2 separate regions of the Homo sapiens genome follow, and region 2 is linked to region 1. Evidence: chromatin contacts called from ENCODE Hi-C data. All regions are on one chromosome and are shown on one strand. Each heading gives the region's core, a stretch centred on a gene start or an enhancer-like site at or near the end of the contact. The rest is flanking DNA. Distances are from core to core; before and after follow the strand shown.

What was found. Hi-C counts contacts between places; a loop is a spot of excess contacts on that map. Pooled maps may share reads with other maps.
Region 2: a loop to region 1 is called in a pooled map, with 36 times the contacts of the local background. The contact joins two enhancer-like sites. A Hi-C loop is called at or near these places in 2 of 37 single-sample maps with no recorded cell type and 4 of 50 pooled maps.

Annotation. Positions count from the first base shown.
Region 1 is chr11:26,085,750-26,091,688 of GRCh38, reverse strand. No RefSeq gene overlaps it. Among named protein-coding and RNA genes, the nearest start is that of ANO3-AS1, 200 kb to the left of the region's middle. Within about 2 kb of position 4,393, at least 3 of the 41 ENCODE cell types and tissues checked have a DNase peak (open chromatin) inside an H3K27ac peak, as active enhancers do.
Region 2 is chr11:30,338,837-30,344,845 of GRCh38, reverse strand. No RefSeq gene overlaps it. Among named protein-coding and RNA genes, the nearest start is that of ARL14EP, 19 kb to the right of the region's middle. RefSeq lists a silencer at 1,829-1,878. Within about 2 kb of position 2,010, at least 4 of the 41 ENCODE cell types and tissues checked have a DNase peak (open chromatin) inside an H3K27ac peak, as active enhancers do.

The DNA.
Region 1 (5,939 bases), core at 3,144-5,643:
GCTGTAAAATGTAAAAGCAAGTTGAAGCCTGACCACTTTGGGCACATGTTCTTGGGATCTCCTGGGGCTGTGTCATGGGTCATGGTCCCTCATATTTGTCTCAGAATATATCTCTTCAAATATTTTGTAGAGTTTGATTCTTTGTTGACATTCTCATCAAGAATTCATACATTAAGTTTTCTATAAGTTAGTGTTGTAAAGGAGCTCAAAGATACTGAATGTTGAAGTCTCCCATTTAATCAGATATGCTACACATATTTCCATTGAAGATACCATAAAATCTTTTGGCTCATTTAAAATTATCTTACAATTTGTCCTACAGTTCACATTTTACAGACTAAGAAACTAAACACAGAGAGGTGCTAGCTTAACCTGAATCCCACAGTGATAAGAGTATGAATGGGAACTAAGATCTGACTCCAGGAACACTTAGTCTATAAGGAAGTGGTTCTCACCTATGCATCTTTTTTGCCCAAGGGCATATTTGGCAATTTCTGGAGGCATTGTTGGTGGTCACAACTTAAGTGTTCTCTGGCATCTAAGGAGTAGAAGCAAAGGATGCTGCTAAACATCAAAGTACTCAGTACAGTCCCCTGTAACAATCACTGAGCTCAAAATGTCAATAGTGCTCATGTTGAGGAAAGATTTTTTTAGGGCATAGACTTTTAATCGGCTCATGCTGAAAACCACAATTCTTTTTCATTTCTAGTTATCACAAATAAACTATTAAGTGAAACAACACATTTTGAAATAACACATGCCAGCTAACATTAAAACTGTTAAAGCACTTGTGAGCTTTCTTTCCTCCATGGTTTCACATCACTTAAATATAAACATTTTCCTTAGTGATATTCTTTATTATGTGTGCCGGCCCTGTGGAGAGTATGCGATGCTGGAGGAGCTCTTTGCAGCAGCATGGGAAGAAATCACAAAGGCACAGACACCAAAGGGAATGCTGTGCTGTTTTCAGAAATTTATTTTGAATAAAAAATACATGAAGCACAATAGGTGAGCCTGCCTTATGTGATTTAGTAACACATCATTTAACTCTCTCTCTCTGCCAGAAGAGGTTGGTAAAATTGCATAGACAGCTATCATAAAGAAAATATTATATGTGGACTTGATATTTAACCCCTTCTGAAGGCCTATAATGTGTTTTAATGTGTCCAACTAGATCTATTACTTTAAATGGAACACATTGTGATAGTTTTACACTATTATTTTCTTATTTGTTCTGCAAACTAAAGTTGTGACATAATTTTATATTATTATTCTATAAATGCTGTAAAATTGCCCAGGTACCTAAAGAGCAGCTCCACTTCTTTTATCTTCTATCTTGTTCTCCATGAAGGTATATATCTAGTTTATGTCCTACGAAGATCCAACTCAGTCAATACCCACAGGTTTTTATTGTCTCTGATAGAAAAAAGTGACTGTCGAGTTTTTGACCAGGTTTCAAGGTCATATCCTAGTATCATGTCTTGCTTTCCTTGTTTTGTTTCTCTCATCCCTATAAATGTCTTCCTTCAGAGATATTTGTGTCTTCCATCGTGGCCTTCCCACCAGTGCCTGCTGTTTCCTAATAGTTACCTGCATGACTATGTGACCCCTGGCTACCCTAATTTTCAGGTTTCTTAAGCTTCTTAACTTCCCCTACAACCTTAACTGTTCAGATCCCCATGCAACAAGTTGCTCCAACTACTATGACTCTAACTTTGTCTTTGGCAGAGACAGGAGAGCAATGCTTGGCATTTTGAAGGAACAGTCCAGACAAGAGATGAGGGTGGCTTAGATGTGTGTTGTAAATGTAGGTGGCAAGAAACGGTCAAAATCTGGATATATTTTGGTGAATTTAAATTTTGAATGCATTTACATGGTAGCACCCGTGTAACTTAAGTACAGATTGAATGTGGGATATGAGAAAAAGATATCAAGAATGACTGCAACATTTTTGTCCTGAACAAAGAGGAGAATGAAATTGCCATTCACTGAGGTTATAAATTTTTTTCTCTATCTACAATTTATTTTGTTATGTCTATGTCCTAAAAAGAATAATTAAATATAATATTGCCAATTATACCAATTAGTTTTAAATTAGCAACTTATGAAGGTTAAATTGATGTATAGTTGAGAAAAAGCAGGTGAAGGGGATTGATACATTAAATAGGTACGTGATTTATTTTTTCATTTTTTTGTGTGTGCAGCCAAAACTTGTGAGATTCAGAGAAAATATATTGCAAATTCTCCTGTTCAGAATAGAATAATTAAGTTCAACATTTCTAAAAGCTGATCCCCAGAAATGTTAATAAATATATACAGCAGGAGCAGCAGCAGGGGCAAAGAATATAATTCAATAATTTGGAATCACTGCTTAAACTGCAAAAGTTATCAAAGCCAGGATATATTAGTAAATTTTGTAAACCTTGAAAAAGGAGGCATTATATGTGTCATTTCTGAGACATATTTATAGTACACTATATTTAAAAAAATCATGGGAGAAGTCCTCGGCAATAATCTATTTGATAATAACAAAAAGATGAAATATAGAATGCTTATGGAACAAAATGGCAGAAAACCAAAATGGGATTGCTATCATGACGGGGTTGCTATCATGACTTTCTCGTGATACATAGTTGTATTATTTTAAAAGTCTTACAATGGTCTGAGACCTATTCACTTTAATTCCATGTTAAACAACTCATCTTTCTTACTAATATTAAAATGAAACAATTTTGGCATTTTTTTCTGTGAAACATGGAAATGTGTTTTAACCACAGGAGTTGAGGATAGGAACATCTTTGTGAACTGTGGTGGAAAATTAAATTTCTTGGAGGAGTCTGTTGACAATGAAGAAATAGAATCTACATCAGTTAAGAACTGTATTGAGCTGCAAGAAATCAAAAGGACCATTCTGGTAGCTTAAACAGAAGAGGATTATTTTTCTCACATGGAAAAATCTGAATGGAAATAATTAGTATTCATTCAGCTACTCAGTGATGACGTTTGGGTCTCTGGGTTTTTTCTTCCACTCTATTATAAATCAACAAGGACCAAAGTCTATGCTTTCTGATTCTACATTCAATAATCTTTAGACTACAATATCTAATTGTCTCAGAGTGAGAGGGTCACTTAGTCAGCTAATAGGTTTTAGGAAGTCATAAATCATTTTGCTTAGAAAAATAAAATGTGAACAAATAACAAGTATGTGCACATACCATTGGCAAACCAAAGTTAATTCCTTCTTAGTGACCCATGATATCATTAGAGAGTTTGGAGACATGGAATTTGTTTTTCAAAAGTCTTTACTACCAAACCCTCATAAATCGAGTTGGGAAATATATTTTCATTGTCTCCAGAAAGATCTGATTTCAAGTTCAAAATATTCTACATATTAAATATATATAATTTTCCTTGGATTATTTAATACCTCTGAAACTGTCTAAATTGGGGATAATGCATTTCAAGAATAATGTGAAGACTAGTTTTTTACCTATGGAAACTTCAAAGCAAATGACCCACCTATCTTATTATGCTGTGTTGACTTTCTGAATACATGCTGCTGCTGATGGTGTTAACTGCTTCTTCATTGATCACTAAAAAACATAGGCTGGCAGATTGTGTTTTTTCCCTCCAAGGCACTACAAGATTTCTTGTCTTGCATGTTCTTCCCAAGACTTGTCAATTCATAACCAAGATTTGCAGTCTATATTCCCTTTATTTGAAATTGATCAGGACTTTTTGAAGTCTCACCAAGTAAAATACAGTGACAGATATTCCATGACTTCCACAACTGCATCACAAAAGGTGATACGGCTTGTTCATGGCACAGCGTCTCTCTTGGGACACTCACCCTGGCAACTTATCTTCCAAGTAATGAGGAAGTCCAGAAAACACTAAGAGCCATCTTGTCTGTGTTGCACATAAGGCCATGGCCAACAGTCAGACTCAACTACCAGACATGTGAGTGAACAAATATTCTGATAATTTCAGTTCCCATTTTAGAGGCACTCCAGCTGTAGCTGGGTAGATTTAAAGAGAACCTGTTTTCATTGAGCTATGCCTAAATTGTAGCTTCATAAACACAATTATATTGCTGTTATTTTAAGCCACAAAATTATTCAATGGATTACTACAGAATAACAGGTAATCGGAAGGGTGATAATATTCATCAAAGTACTGAATAATGAATAACAAAATCCTGAGTCCACAGTTGTCTCCGTAACACATTTTTTTTCAATTTGAAAGATTATGTTTTTGTTTCAGTTTAATCATAAACTCTCTGAATTAAGTAGCTATGTATTTAAATATCATGTTTAACTGTGATTCTGCCTAGTTGGGGGTGGAATGTGACCCCCATTGACAGCTGATATCAAACAGAGATTGAAACAGACCTTCCTAGAGGAATTGAAACCTTACCACAGGTGTCACAGCTAAATTCAGCATCATTTTAAAACATAATATGATTTGGTAGGAGCCAGTTTCCTTTTTCATGTTTTCATACTTAAGCAAGTTATTTTTAAAATAATATATATGGTTATGTGAAATTCATGTTTCTTTATTATCTAAAAAGACTTTAAAAACCACACTATTTTATTTCTTCTCTTGAGTAAGCATGACAATATTTTTACACATATTTCAAAAAATAACGTCTTAATCTATTCTTTTTCATTTGATCTAAACATCCCTTAATGAAATTTAACTTTTCATCTTCAAAGTGTCTCTGTAATAAAGTGTCTTCACAATACAATGTTAGACCTGAAAAAAAAGAAATGCTATATAAAAGGATGTAATCACCATGACTTAAGGGGATGAAAGCCTTCTCAAAGAAAGGATATTATTCCAATCATTGTAACTACCATTTGTAGTGTATTTATCATGGGCTTTGTTTGTTGCTAGGGGGCTTCAAAAAATTATCTCCAATCCTCAATGAAAAGTTGTCAGTTTAGTATGATTTTGTTCCTTTTATATGGAGAGAGAGGAGCTCAGAACATTTAACTCACCTGCTGTTATATAATTAGTAAATGGCAGAAGCAGACACATGATCATATTCTATATTTTATACAACTAAAAATATAAAACAGATGCATCAATATAAATCTAACTCTACCCTTTAATAGAGAACACAATATGTCCTCCTCCTTGGTTGCAAGCGACATAAAACCTTTTTAAAAATTTGTACAGTTTGAAAACTACCATGCCTATCTTCTAAAATGTGTAAATACAACATGTTTATATCCTGTGGATCTGTTTAATACTTGGTCTGAGTTGGAACCTGAAGTATTACTTCCAGATCATTATAAAACATATTTTACCAAGCTATTATAATAATACAGAGAACATCAAGCACCTATAATCTCTTGAAATAAGAGATATATTGCCTTTCCAGAAGGACAATTCACTGAACTAAGTGGAAGCTAAGAGGTCTCCACTTAGCTTCCACTTAGATGAAAGATGAAAAACAAACTCATCTGTCCTTTCATTAAGTGAGATGTCATGAGCTGCTTAAGGCCATTCAGAAAGAAAAAATATACTAGAAGCTCTCAGAGAAGAGGCCTATTTCCTCTCTGCTCTCTACTCTTGTTTATTCGGTCCCACTGGGCCAGGCAGCATTTATTATGGAAGCAAACCCAATTTATTACTGATGATTTTTTAAATTGCTCACTAAGGGCAATTGTTGAGGTACTAGGAAATCCAATTCCATATTTTCCAAAATGCCTGAAGCTAAACTTATGATTAATTCTTTTGATTATCACCAAAGATGCATTTTTAATATTTCTTCCAACATGCAGCAGTCAGTAGAGAAAATGCTTTCAGAAAACAAAAAGAAAAAAAATACACACACAAACACACACACATAAATATTACAGACTCATTGATTCTGAGAACTAAATATTGATATTAATTTTATAGCTATTTTTCCTTAAAATTTTAATAAACTA
Region 2 (6,009 bases), core at 761-3,260, 4.3 Mb before region 1:
TCCAGAGCTGTGGGGAACAAATTCCTGTGGATTGTATGCTATCCAGTCTATGACATTTCATTATAGCAGCCTAAAAGGACTAACATATAAAGTATAAAAACAATTTCATTTTCTAAAGTGTCCTACTTTATTTTCACCCAAATTTTGGCTAATAGCCAAGGTTTAGCAAACCAAATTATTTCTCTAAATTTATCCAATTTTAGAACTGTGTATTTTTTCAAGAAAGTCGATATCACCATAAAGATGTTTTGAAGCAGGAACCTCAGAAATAGGTGAACCTATGAACGTCTAACCAAATATACTCTATATTTTTATGTAATTTCAACTGAAAAAAAGTTAAAAAATGTCAATACACTAAAATATCAAAAAAGATGAAAGCATTTAAATATCCCTGTATCACAAATGATTAAGAATATCCAGCTTTATAAAATACACTGTCAAGTATCAGAAAGTCATTATGCATTTGATTTTTTTTTTGGCATCATTATTTCTGGAAATGACATATAGAAAATGTTGAGGTGTGTGCTGAGTTCCCTTTTGTTTGGCAGGAACCAGTTTCACCTTCCCCTCTTTCACACCACAGAACTGAGAGTCCTGTAAGGGTAAAAGGGAAGAAGAACAGGAGCTGTTGATGCTTTAACTTCATTTTGCTAGCAGTGTTATAAACCACAAATTTAAGTCAATGATATGCCTTTAACTGCCTGACAAGTTATTTAATTCAGATACAGCTATTAAAAATTTATATTCATTTGACCTAGGATTGAGTTCTAGCTATGAAACATAGGATGACAGAGAAAATTATCCAAGTATTCTCTGTTTAGCTTATGAACAACAGAAATTTAATTCTTACAGTTCTGGAGGGTGAGAAGTCCAAGTTCCAATTTTCAAACATGCTAAGCACTTTAAAAGCAAGTAACACCAATACAAATACCCTAAATTGGTAACTTAATTACAAGTGCCTTATTGTTATTACAGAATGTCAGACCCTCATGGTAAATTACCATAGGCCATGCTACATTTGTCTAAAGGAGGTTAAGGTCCATGAGAATGGTATGAGAAGATTTTGCAGGGCAGGATTGAAGATGTGGGGGTAAGTCACAGCTGTTTGCTCTCCTTAAAAGATATAAAAGTTCCTGGCCGGGTGCAGTGGCTCACGCCTATAATCCCAGCACTATGGGAGGCTGAGGTGGGCAGATCACAAGGTCAGGAGATCGAGATCATCCTGGTTAACACGGTGAAACCCTGTCTCTACTAAAAATACAAAAATTAGCCGGGCGTGGTGCTGGGCGCCTGTAGTCCCAGCTACTTGGGAGGCTGAGGCAGGAGAATGGTGTGAACCCGGGAGGCGGAGCTTGCAGTGAGCCGAGATCGCACCACTGCACTCCAGCCTGGGCGACAGAGCGAGACTGTCTCAAAAAAAAAAAAAAAAAAAAAAAAAGAAGATAAAAGTTCCCAAGGGCATGAGTTTCAAACAGGCCATTCTACCCTTGATCTTTTATCCTCAAATGAGTAGAGCTAACTTTCCATCTAGTCATTACCTTGTATTCACTTAATGGTCAATCGTGCAAAAAGACAAAATTATTGACTCACATAACTGAAAATTCCAGGTTTGACTTCAGACATAACTGGATCGAGATACCCAAATTCTATCTATCTTGGTCTCTGGCTTCCACTTTCACGTATGTTGTTTACATTCTAAGGCAGATTCTCACTTAGTGCCAAGATTAGCCACCAGTAGGCCTGGTCTTAAACCTGTAAACTTAGCAACCCTCATTGAAAAAAAGCATCACTTCTTCTCTAGTCTCAGTAAGCCTGAAGTTGATTGGCTTTGATTGACCTGGCTAGTCATACATCCACCCTTCTAACATTCATTAAGGCTAGTGAGATGCTACATTCTCAAAGGCCAGGACTTGTGATAAACCCACCCTACAACCACAAAGTAAGGCCAACTGTATCTGAACCACATGGGCTGACTACAAGGGTGGTTTCTCAAAGGCCAACTGCAGAGTGCTAATTCCAGAAGGGGAAGTGATACTGGGCATGCAAAACACTACCAGACTTTAACTGACGTGGAAACAAAAATAAAAACAAAAACCCAAAGCAGATTCAAGAATTTTCCAAGCAGTGACCAAATGGACTTGATAATATGAACAAGAGAAAGGAGTAAAAAATGACTGACTATATATTTTATTGACTCATCTAAGGCCAGATACAGCAAACAATCTAATAGTTTATAATTTATTTGATTTTTAGAGCCAGGACCTGAGAACCAAGTTGAAATAGAAACAAATTAGGTTACTGTATTAGTCAGGGTTTTCCAGAGAAAGGGAACCAACTGGATGTGTCTGCCTGCCTGCCTGTCAATTGATATATTGATCTATCCATCCATCCACCCATACACCCATCCACCCATCCACCCATCCATCCATCCATCCATCCATCCATCCACCCACCCATCAAGAGGTGTAAGGAGCCTCTCAACATGGGTTGTCGGTATGTCACACAGTGTGAGGCTTTGTTTGCCAAGAATTTGTAGTTGAGCACTGACCCTAAAATCTATGTGTAGTTCTTTAAAAGACACAAGGAAAAAAATAAGCATGTTTTTTCAATTACAGCTTTTGGGGATGAGATGGAAACTTTTACTGAAAAAATTAGAAAATGTTTCTTTTTCAACATTTTCTATAGGAAAGTCTATCATCCAATTTAGAGAGGTCAGGAGCTATTTTGGAATAATAAATTTATTTTCATACACCAAACTGTAGGGCCTGTATTTTATGCAGAAATTTTCATTGCATAGTCTCATTCACTAAGTCATAAATGGCTAGATGCTTGCTAGCATTTTTAAAAAACCTCAATATACCACAATTCACTAAGCAATCCTGAATACCTCTCTTAATGCCAAAATTCAATTTGTATTTTATCCAGAATCTTGTAGTCTCCATTTACATGGTACCAGTACTGCTACTATTGGTTACTTTATCTTATGTGACAAAATAACCAATTTAATTTTCAATTACCTTCAAGACCAAATAATAAATTTGGGGTGTCAGAATATAACAAAAAACAATTTAATTTGCATTTTTCAAATTCTTCAGCGTAACTGATTGCTTGTTAACAAAGGGAAACTTAGCCAATTTGTTAAGTTTAGCAATGTTTGCAAACATTAGTTTTAATAAGTCTATTTATTATAAAACGTATCTTAGGCTTCAAAACCTAAGATAGGATAGGTAGATTATGGTAACATTTTTTTTTTTTTTTTTTTTTTTTAAGGTAAGAGTCTTGCTCTGCGTCCAGGATGGAGTGTGGTGGTGCGATCTCGGCTCACCACAACATCCGCCCCTCGGGTTCAAGCTATTCTCATGCCTCAGCCTCCCGAGTAGCTGGGACTACAGGTGTGCCCCACCATGCCCAGCTAATTTTTGCATTTTTAGTAGAGACGGGGGTTTCACTATGTTGGCCAGGCTGGTCTCGAACTCCTGACCTCATGATCTGCCCGCCTCAGCCTCCCAAAGTGCTGGGATTACAGGTGTGGGCCACAATGCCTGGCCAGCAACTCTTTAAAAAATAAAACGTTTGTTTGCTTGTAATGACATGAAATGCAGTTTCTAATCACTGGATGTTTAACCAAGAAATCACTCCCTTGTAGTTTCGAGGAGGAAAAAACACATTTTAGTTGTGGCATTTCACAGAACTGTAATACTTCCAAATTTAAATACCTTTTGTATTTGAAGGTGTTTTATTGCTATCCCAATAATCTGCTTTATCTAGTAAATTTCCTGTATTTTTCTAAAAGTTAAATTATCTTAATAAGATTAGTAAATCCTCACAACTATACCATTAAAAATACACATTGGGACATATACTTTGCAGAGGTCTATTACCTTTCGAACTAAGTATTCAGTTGTGTTTCATGATTTAAAAAAAATAGATAAGAGCATTACTTCCCAAGTACCTCCACTTTATAAAAATAAGTGAAAAGAGACTCAGAATTGCCTGTGTGTATTTCTGTATCCTCACTCACATTCTTGAAAATTAACACCCAATATGGTTGACTGCTGCTGGGCAAGACCTAAGAATGATAGAGAAACCATTTGATTTTGAAAAACATCCACTTCAGCAGGTTATTATATAATTACATGTTCACAGTTAAATTTATAAGTTAAGAGATTAAAGGAAAGTAGTAATAGCTGAGAGCAGTTTTTTTCATGAAGATACCAGATGTCAGCAAAACTAAGGCAGTGTCCTGAATTTTGCACAAGAATGTTAAGCTATAAGCAGGGCAAACATCATGGAGGTAGAAAACCTCTACCAAAATCCAGTCCAGATAAGACATCAGTTTTCTACATTGTGACTCAATGTGTAATCACCTTTTGGAGGTGGAAGGGGTATATGAGGCCAGTGGGATCTGATTTTTCAGGGCAGTCATAGCTCAAGGACTGAGCTGTTCTGGTTTTGTTTTTCTTGAAAACAGCCACCCACAACACTATTTAACAAACCAACCGACACTTTAGCCATACTCAACTGAAAAAGTAAAATGGTTTACAGAATATTTCATACTACCCAGGTACTGCAATACATGTTCAGGAATTCTGAACATCGATATTTGTGAGTACATGAATGCAGATATTTTTCTGGGAAGTTAGTTCATAGCTTTCATCACCTTCTCACAGGGGTCTTTTACTTCCAAAAAGTTAAGACTATAATAGAACTCACTAAAATTATGTTTTTAATAATGAATCACTGTATATATATATATGGATATTTCAAAATTCACTTGCTAAAAATTACTTGCTTGAAATCACGCCAGGGAGGCAGTTTTAGAGTAGACTGTCAGGTTGTATAACAGCCTGTTATATAGAACTAAACATAATACTTTAAAAAGAGAAGAATCCTATATATGATGTTACAAGGTAAATAGCTATTTCCATATTTTAAAAAAAAGGAAAAGATCACGAGATGACATTTTATTCAAATATATACATGCATTTCTACCTTAATATTTGTGACCAACATTGTGTGAGACCAACATTTGTGACCTAACTTCTCTACTAGGATCTACACACAACAGAAATTGTTTATAAAACTTTGCTTTTTAGATTAATTCTAAAATAATTTATAGTCACCTGGAATATTTATGCACAATATAAAGAGGCTCTAGATGATTTCATTATATTCCATATTTCTGTAATTTTATATTACAAAATAGTAAGTGGGCTCATTATTTAATTTTTCCAAAACATAGCTTTATTACAGCTTACTGTAAATCAGATACACCTTTCTCTGTAAACATTTTGTATGCTCATTAAAAGTTTGCTTCCCTAAATGGGCATGATGAACAAATATTAGCAAAATTGCTCAAGAATATTTTCCTTTGAAAAACGTATTAGTCTTTGAAAAATTACAGGTCTGTTCTAAAAAATGCTGCAATATGGCAATTTTAAAGTCATTCATTCCATCAAAAATATTCCTATTTTAAGTAAAAAACCTGATTTTAATTTGTCCCTACGAAAAGCCTAAGCACTGTCATACTTAGAAAAACTAAAAGATGGTAGAAACAATTAAGATCTAATGATCCTAATGTTCAGATAAAACTGGAGTGTTTATGTCCTCAATAATGAAGTATTTCCTTACTTTAGAGAAAGTAATCTAGCATCTGACTTAAGTGAATAAAGCTGAAATATTCTTTTGCCAGTGTTCAGGTAAATCATACAGATCAAGGAACTGACAAGCTAACTGTATGTACTTCTGGTAACAGGTGAGTGAACAGTTAAAATTATTAAAAATATGTAATTCCAAGGCTGAATATGCCATTCCCTCAAAGTAAAACCAGTCATTTTAAAAGCAAAAAAATTAAAAAACAAACAAACCCTCTAATGGTCAATTCAAACTGGCTGCATAAATTGAGTTTTAATGGCTACAAAATCTTTCAAATTGCTAAGAGCACATTTGATTTAACTGAAGGACTGTATTTAGGATGCAAAAAACCCCCCAAAACCCAGATTAGTGGCA